Regions from separate parts of the Homo sapiens genome. Here region 2 is linked to region 1. Evidence: chromatin contacts called from ENCODE Hi-C or POLR2A ChIA-PET data. All regions are on one chromosome and are shown on one strand. Each heading gives the region's core, a stretch centred on a gene start or an enhancer-like site at or near the end of the contact. The rest is flanking DNA. Distances are from core to core; before and after follow the strand shown.

Region 1 (3,928 bases), core at 555-3,054:
CTGCCTTCCAGTTAGCCAGGGTGAAAGAACAACCAATCCTCTTCTGACACAGATCTCTCTGTTATTAGGATCACAGAAAAGGTGGCCATGGTGACGATCCTGCCTTTGGGGTTTAGGTCATAGATGACTATACCTATGCTTAAATAGTTATCATAAAAATAGAGTTTTGAGCAGAAATGTGGATCCAGAAAATAGATTTTTAGAAAAATTAAACTACCAATAATGTCCACAGTGAACAGAAAGAGGCTGGTGGCTGAAAATCTATTTAAAGGCTACTGCGACAATCCTGCATGCATGATGAGGATGGAAAGAGAAAGGAAGAATTCAGTCACAGGATCCTAGGGCACAAACCCAGGCCCTAAGCACCCAACAGATTCAGAGAGTCCACGTGCTAAATGCAGGGAAACTAAGACCACTTCAAGTATCTCAAGCAGAAGAAATTTAATATAGGGAATTTGTTACAAAGATATAGAAAGAACTAGAAGAGAACAAAGGAGAAGGAGAGGACAGAAGTGAAAAGGAAAAGGGGGTCATAGCTAGACACCCATCATTAATGCTCCTAAACGATGTCCCTCAGCCTTCTCAATCTGCTGTACTGTTGAGGAGGTTGTGCCATTTGGCTCTGAAGCCACCAAGGAAGTGCTACATCAACTAAGATTGGAGCCCCAATAAGGGGGTTACCTGCAGGGTTGCTGATGTTCCAACTCACCCCTTCCTTACTATCACTACAGCAACTGCTTGCAATGGCCTCACAGTAAAACCCAGAATCAGGAAGTTTTTCTCTCCGTCTTACTGGTCTCCCACCAGTGCCTCCTATTAACAGAATTTAACAGCAAATGAGCTGGCGAGAAAGCCTGGGATATGTAGCTTTCCGGCTGCTAGCCCTAGCAGTAAAGAGCAAAGCACAGGAAGGTAAGTGAAAGGCCAGCCTACACTCTTACCCATTGTTAACAAATGTCCATTCTGAAGGATATGTACAGGGCAGTGGTGAGCAAGCAAGGTGATGGGCAGGGTGGGGGTTATAGTCCTTGCCTTCAAGGAAAATCCTAGTGAAAATGTAGAATTTGGGCAATAGCAAAATTGCTCCTCTGACTCTATGGCAATCAGATCATTGAAATTAAACAGAAATGACCAAGTTGGAGCCAGATAAAGCATGCCATGTGCCCTCTCCAGAATTCTCTGTCTGCTACACTAAAAATAACATCTTTCTCTTGTTGACAGAATTGCAGCTAGCACATATGGTACCATTGTGCAAATTTTTAAAAGGTATCTTCTGTGGGCTGGTAAAATATAAAAAGATGTCCTCTTAGGGAGGGTAAATTAGAAAAAGGTGGCACCTCTGAGCTGATGAATTAGAAAAAGGCTCGCCATCCTCAGCACCAGGGCTCCATTCACCCCTCGGCCAGTACCATTGTGTGGGACGTCACCTGCACAGCGGCAGGCTGCAGGCCACCTGTAATATGCTACCGTTTGCTAAGCCCTTTTATCTCTCATCTTACATGATCCTCACAATAGGCCCACAAAATAAGCATTATTACTTCCTATCTTACAGACGAAGAGAATTAAATAGCTTATTCCCAGTCATATGCTTAATAAGTGACACAAGAGCTGGCAGAGATGTGAAATCTAATAATAGCTCCTCAATAATAATATTGAGCGCCTACAGTGAGGCAGAAACTGTATGTACTTGAAACTCTACACATCTGACCGCAGTCAATTCTCTTAACAGTATGAGGTAGCTAGTATTCTCTGTATTTCACTGGCCAATTTTTGACTGCTAGGAGAACAAGGACATCAGCGTCCCGGGGAAGGCCCCCACACCGTGTATACAGTGTGTGTGCCCAGTCCCCAAGCCACCATGAATGGCATTCTTTCATTTATTTTATTTTATTTTTTTTTACTAGTTATTGCCTCACTCAAAGGAGGCCTAAACACAGTGAGATCTGAAGGGACAAGGAAACTGAATAGGAATATCTGAAGCTGGGATTTCCTGTGGGTTTTTCTATGAGTGAAACAAAAAGCTCCTTTGACTCTGGCTCTTTCGGGGTTCCAGGGAACAAGATGGCATTATCTCTGCACTGAAGGGCCTTTGACTCCCACACTCACTGCAGACAATGCTAAAAGAACACCCAAAGAATTAGCGAAATGGCCTGCCAAGTCCCCAACTTTACAGAAGCTCTCCCTTGGTGGAAATAGCTCACAAGTGACAGCTCTGAAAATTTACAGAGCCGGCAAGGTTTGGTGGGAAGGCAGTAGACCAAGTCCTCATCTTCTGCTGTTCCAGTGCATGCTCAGGTTGAGTACATTTTCATAACGGTTTTATTAAATAGATTTTCACTGTGACTATTTCCTCCCTGGAGCTAAAACACCTGAGAAGCCAAGGAAGAAGGAAAACTGTGTTTACAGAGAAAGGCAATGACAGACGCTCTGCTGAGCTGAACTTCTTTCAAGGTTAGAATGCCCTCTTTGGGTATGAAATTATACCAGCAAGAGCAGGGAATTTTCTGAGCCAGAAGAGATTCAGAAACACCAAAATCCACACAATGTCCTAATGGAGAATTGTATAGAGCTTACATTTCATACAGATGAAAATGTTATATAGGTAAAACCAAAATTCAATTGCACAGTGAAAAAAAAAAGATTTACTGGGCCTAGAACTGTAACTCCTGTAACAGAGCCTACCTATATGTGTTGTTACACAGCCTTCACTGTCCATGATACATTTGGTATCAATCATCCACACTGAATCATCTCATCGCCAGCAGCACTAGAGATACTCACGAGAGGTGACAGCGTGCTGGCAGTCCTCGCAGCCCGCGCTCGCTCTCGGCACCTCCTCTGCCTGGGCTCCCACTTTGGCGGCACTTGAGGAGCCCTTCCGCCCGCCGCTGCACTGTGGGAGCCCCTTTCTGGGTTGGCCAAGGCCGGAGCCGGCTCCCTCAGCTTGCAGGCAGGTGTGGAGGGAGAGGCGCGGGCGGGAACCGGGGGCTGCGCGCGGTGCTTGCGGGCCAGCGCGAGTTCCGGGTGAGCATGGGCTCCGCGGGTCCGCACTCGGAGTGGCCGGCCGGCCCCGCCGGCCCCGGGCAGTGAAGGGCTTAGCACCTGGGCCAGCAGCTGCTGTGTTCAATTTCTCGCAAGGCCTTGGCTGCCTTCCCGCGGGGCAGGGCTGGGGACCTGCAGCCCGCCATGCCTGAGCCTCCCCGCCCTTCGTGGGCTCCTGTGCAGCCCGAGCCTCCCCGACAAGCGCCGCCCCCTGCTCCACAGCGCCCAGTCCCATCGACCACCCAAGGCCTGAGGAGTGCAGGCACACGGCAGGGGACTGGCAGGCAGCTCCACCTGTAGCCCCGGTGCGGGATCCACTGGGTGAAGCCAGCTGGGCTCCTGAGTCTGGTGGGGCCTTGGAGAACCTTTATGTCTAGCTCAGGGATTGTAAAAACACCAGTCAGCACCCTGTGTCTAACTCAGGGTTTGTGAATGCACCAATGGACACTCTGTATCTAGCTAATCTGGTGGGGAGGTGGCGAACATTTGTGTCTAGCTCAGGGATTGTAAACGTACCAATCAGCGCCCTGTCAAAACAGACGACTGGGCTGTACCAATCAGCAGGATGTGGGTGGGGCCAGATAAGAGAATAAAAGCAGGCTGCAGGCGCCAGCAGCGGCAACCCTCTCCGGTCCCTTTGCACATTGTGGAAGCTTTGTTCTTTCGCTGTTTGCAACAAACCTTGCTGCTGCTCACTCTTTGGGTCCACACTGCCTTTATGAGCTGTAACAGTCACCACGAAGGTCTGCAGCTTCACTCCTGAAGCCAACGAGACCACGAACCTACAAGGAGGAACGAACGACTCCAGACGCGCCGCCTTAAGAGCTGTAACACTCACCGCGAAGGTCCGCAGCTTCACTCTTGAGCCAGCGAGACCACGAACCCA
Region 2 (4,085 bases), core at 1,342-3,841, 51 kb before region 1:
TTCCTGAGATTCTCATTTTTACTTAAGTAGAAGCGAGAGGAGGTTAAGGAATTAAAATATAATATCAATAAGGCCCCCAAACACTAGAAATCCTACTCTTTCAAAGGATCTTTTTGGAGATCCTTCACCGACCTTCTGCCCTGTCCCGAAGGCCTCAGCCGCAACCCCAGTGAGCAGTCTGGGGCCTCTGTGTAAGCACCATGGGAAAACAAGTCCCTGACCAGCCCACCTCATCACAGACAATTCCCACTGTCAAGAGGTTCTTCCTCCTATTGAGGCAAACTCTGCCTTCCTGTAAGTCCTATGCCCTGGACTGTGTTATTTCTGTCATTCCCACTACTCTGTTAATTCCGCTGTCACACAACAGATACTCAAGTACAGCCTAGCGTTACTTAATGACAGGGATGCATTCTGAGAAATGCATTATTAGGTGACTTCATCATTGTGTGAACATCGTAGAGTGTGCTTACACAAATCTGGATGGTGTAGCCCATTACACACCTAGGCTAGATGGAATAGTCTATTGCTCCTTGGCTACAAACCTGTGCAGCATGTGACTGTACTGAATACTGCAGACAAGTGTCACACAATGGTAAGGTATTGTTGTATCTAAACATATCTGAACATAGAAAGGGTACAACAAAAACACAGTACGATAATCTCACAGGACCACTGTCACATCATATATGTGATCCGTCATTGGCCAAAATGTCATTATGCAGTACATGAGTGTAATTGAAGAGAGTGTCATGTTTTTCCCTGCCCAGCTGTGGGACTGCCATAGACAACAATACTTACACTAAAGAAAAAGTGTGTCCAGATTCTACCATTTGAGATAAGATAGGAATTTAATTTGAGCTATGGACAGAAGGGAGAGCTTCATTTGCTTTTGACTCAAACTCTCTAAATTGGAGCTATTTCTCTAATGATGACAATGGTTAATTTCTGGGTACTTGCTAGATGCCAGGCCCTGTCTGAAGCACTTTGCACATATGATCACATTTAGTTTAATTAACTGGAGAAGAGAAACACCGCAGGAAGGTAGACCCTCTTGCAAAACCCAGGTGAAAGATAACAAGGATCTGAGCCAGGGCAGCGGCCATGGTGATGAGAGACAGATTAGCAGTAGGACTGAGAGGGCTTGGAGGCCAGCCAGATGTGGAACAAGGGAGAGGGAGGTGTGGAAGATGGTTGTGGTTTCTGGCCTAAGAAACTGGATAGATTCTATGCATTCAAATCAACCAATATTGGAGGCCCTTCAGAACGGGTTTCGGGGAAAGACAAGGGGCACTGGTTTAGGCAATGACTAACTGGAAGACTCCACACATCACCCAGAATACAAGCCTGCATCTGTGCTCTGACCTCACTCCCTCTCTGCATAATAAATCAGAGGGCTGGGCTGAGGTCCCTGAGGGCTGAAACAGGGCAAACAGGGACAGGGCTAGAAACATCAGACTATAGATAAAGAACAGATGGGAGATGCTCTTTCGGGGAATGAGCATGAACTTCTGCAGATTACTCCTCCCAAATGCCTGATGAGTGGGTGCTCCACTTCCCTACCCACATGAACATATCCACACACCACACGCAGAAACACATGAGTGCACACACACAAATACACTCGCACATGCATGCACACACACACATGAACACACAGCACAAACATGCACACACACACACGCACACACAGGCACACCTACATGCACACACATACACACACAAACACATATGCACACACACACCAGGATTAAAATACAGTCTGGCAACAGATGAGCCACAGAGCATCTCTACCTGGGCTTCTCTGGGAACTTTTGTGGGTAGAGGAACCCTACCTACTTCCGGCTATACCCACCTCTCAGATAACTGGATGGACAGCATCATCATAAGGCTGGGCCTTAGATGTCTCCAGTTTGTACTTATTTCCAAAGCAGCTACATTCTCATTTGAGCCTTAGAACAATCCTATGAGTTGGTGTTATCTCTAAATACGGAAACTGAGAGCCAAAGAGGTTCAATGACCAGAAGCGAAGTCTCCCGACCCTGTGGAAGGCAGCAGCCACTGCAGCAGGATGGAAGGGAATGAGTGAAGCGGATGAAGAGCAGGATCGCCCTGATAGAGGGCATCCCCATTTTTGTATCTCTCAAGTCCTTCCAAACATCACCCAGCTCAATCTCCCCTGCCCCCAGTTTCCTGTCTCAAAGCAGAGCTGGGCTGCATGAACCACGTCTCACCTAAGCCGGGGCCTGCAGAGGAGCCTGCGGCCCAATGGAGAGCAAATCTGAGCACCTAAGTGACAGAGAAGACAAAAAGGAGAGTAGATCTGTGTCCAATTCAAAGAGACAGAAGTGCAGCAACATCCTGTGCAGCCGGCTCCAAAAGGAGCTGCTGCAGCTTCCAGGAGGAAGTCAGTTGAGCCCAGAACCCCTCGTTTCCTGCCGTCTGCCCAGTGCTAATCTGAGCTCACGACAATCTCGGGCCACAGAGGTGGAAGAGACACTGACCTCCATCTGCCTCCGGTTTCTCAGCAGGCAGTCCCGCAGCACTGGCTCCCATTTCCTGAGCAGGGTGTCCCAAGAGTGGGCATCCCCTGAGCCGCTGCTCCCATCACCACCACAGCCAGCCAGTGAGGGATCCAGAGAACTGGAGGAGCCAGGGTCCATGTCTGGTAAAGAATGCATGTCACGCTCTGGCCTGGAGCTGTTCCTTGCGGCCTGGGCCAAGTCTGCAGAGACCCGTGTAGCCAAGAGACTGAAGGGCCGAGAGAGACATCGCGGGTCCTCGTGAGGCCCGTCCAAGCTGGCAGCTTTGGCTCCCATCTCCTGGGGGCTCTGGCAATGGGACTCAGCCTCTCTGGATGGTGGGCAGCCTTCTGCTTCTCCACGTTCCCCGGCAGAGCCAAGCGAGAGCCGAATAAAGCTAAAGCTTGAGGTAAAGGCACTGTGAGAGCCAGGAGGGGTTGGGGGGACCTCAGGGCCACAGCCAGGGCTGCAGCTGTTGCTACTCAACTCTGCTGATGGCAGAGAGCCTGCTGCCCGGACACGCCTTGCTCCATCGCTGCAGGCTGCCTCCCAGCTGGCGTCCAGGGTCTCAGAACTATCCATGGCTGCAAACTCTTGCTGCCACCCAGCACTCCCAGGGCCACACGGCCAGCTAAGCCTGTCAGGCAATCTGGTGCCACCTCTGAGCTGAATCCCAAAGTGCGCCGAGGTTCCTCTCACAGAGGTCACAGTAGGGGCTGCTGCACTCTTGGAAACAGGGCTCCGGACCAAGAGGCCTCTCGAGTCAAGGCCACACTGTCTGGCCCTGGACTCCGAGTGGTGGGACTCCTCGCCAGACACCCCTCCTGGGAACCGGAACAGTGTGCCCACTGCTGGGGAAAGGAACCCGATCCCAGGCCCTGTCGAGCTTCTCATGTAGCCCGGCCTCCGTGCCAGCCGCCGCCTCCGAAAGCACGCTGCAGGTGGTAAGCAATCCCGGCTGCCTGGGAAGAAAAGAAAAAACAGCACCATAAACATGCAGATCTTACTGGCCCAGCTGGAACTGCATCTGGAGAACATCCCTAGGTTTAAAGGTCATCTCTCAGTACACCTGTCAAAGATAGATGCTGGCTCAGTGGTCCCAGGGCCAATCCATTATGTAAATCCTGACAATCCTCAGGAAGTATTTGCCTGGAACATGTAGAAATCAACACAGCATCTCAGCTCCTCGGTTTAGCAGAGCAGCTGGCACTGCTGTACGCTATGCCAACAGGTCAGCATGAACACAACCTTGGCAGCTCCTGAACCCTCCAACATCTTGCCTGTTGGTCTTTTATGGCACCTCAGTACTCTCATCCTGGAGTGGGCCTGGAAAGCAAATGACGTGAAAGAGGAATGCCAGAGCATGCCTCTAAATGAGATCCAACTATTTACTCTAGCTATTCGTTGAACATGTGAATGTTCACTAGCGGAGCTATCCATGTCCCTGCAAGACTGATCTGTTGCTGCAGACCATGGATAGCTGGCTGTGCCGCAATGTATGGCCATCATCTCATCTCACTCAGTGGATGACAGGAGGCCTGCTTGATGTGTTCTCCAAACCAGCAT

Evidence for each region. Hi-C counts contacts between places; a loop is a spot of excess contacts on that map. ChIA-PET counts read pairs that join two places held with the same protein, here RNA polymerase II (POLR2A). Pooled maps may share reads with other maps.
Region 2: a loop to region 1 is called in a map of dorsolateral prefrontal cortex, with 3 times the contacts of the local background. The contact joins two enhancer-like sites. A Hi-C loop is called at or near these places in 6 of 168 maps with a recorded cell type or tissue (Caco-2, HepG2, dorsolateral prefrontal cortex and 2 more) and 3 of 50 pooled maps. POLR2A ChIA-PET finds 5 or more read pairs at or near these places in 4 of 52 experiments (AG04450, PC-9, T-cell and 1 more).

The regions. Positions count from the first base shown.
Region 1 is chr1:231,641,323-231,645,250 of GRCh38, reverse strand. The region is part of intron 1 of DISC1 (DISC1 scaffold protein); the gene reads right to left. The region is part of intron 5 of TSNAX-DISC1 (TSNAX-DISC1 readthrough (NMD candidate)); the gene reads right to left. Among named protein-coding and RNA genes, the nearest start is that of DISC1, 16 kb to the right of the region's middle. Within about 2 kb of position 1,804, at least 2 of the 41 ENCODE cell types and tissues checked have a DNase peak (open chromatin) inside an H3K27ac peak, as active enhancers do; they include dorsolateral prefrontal cortex, where a contact is called at or near this core.
Region 2 is chr1:231,693,222-231,697,306 of GRCh38, reverse strand. It overlaps DISC1 (DISC1 scaffold protein), which reads right to left. Exons shown (of 13, transcript NM_018662.3): 2 at 2,502-3,481. TSNAX-DISC1 (TSNAX-DISC1 readthrough (NMD candidate)) reads right to left here. Exons shown (of 16, transcript NR_028393.1): 6 at 2,502-3,481. Among named protein-coding and RNA genes, the nearest start is that of DISC1, 68 kb to the right of the region's middle. RefSeq lists a silencer at 2,651-2,833. Within about 2 kb of position 2,591, at least 7 of the 41 ENCODE cell types and tissues checked have a DNase peak (open chromatin) inside an H3K27ac peak, as active enhancers do; they include dorsolateral prefrontal cortex, where a contact is called at or near this core.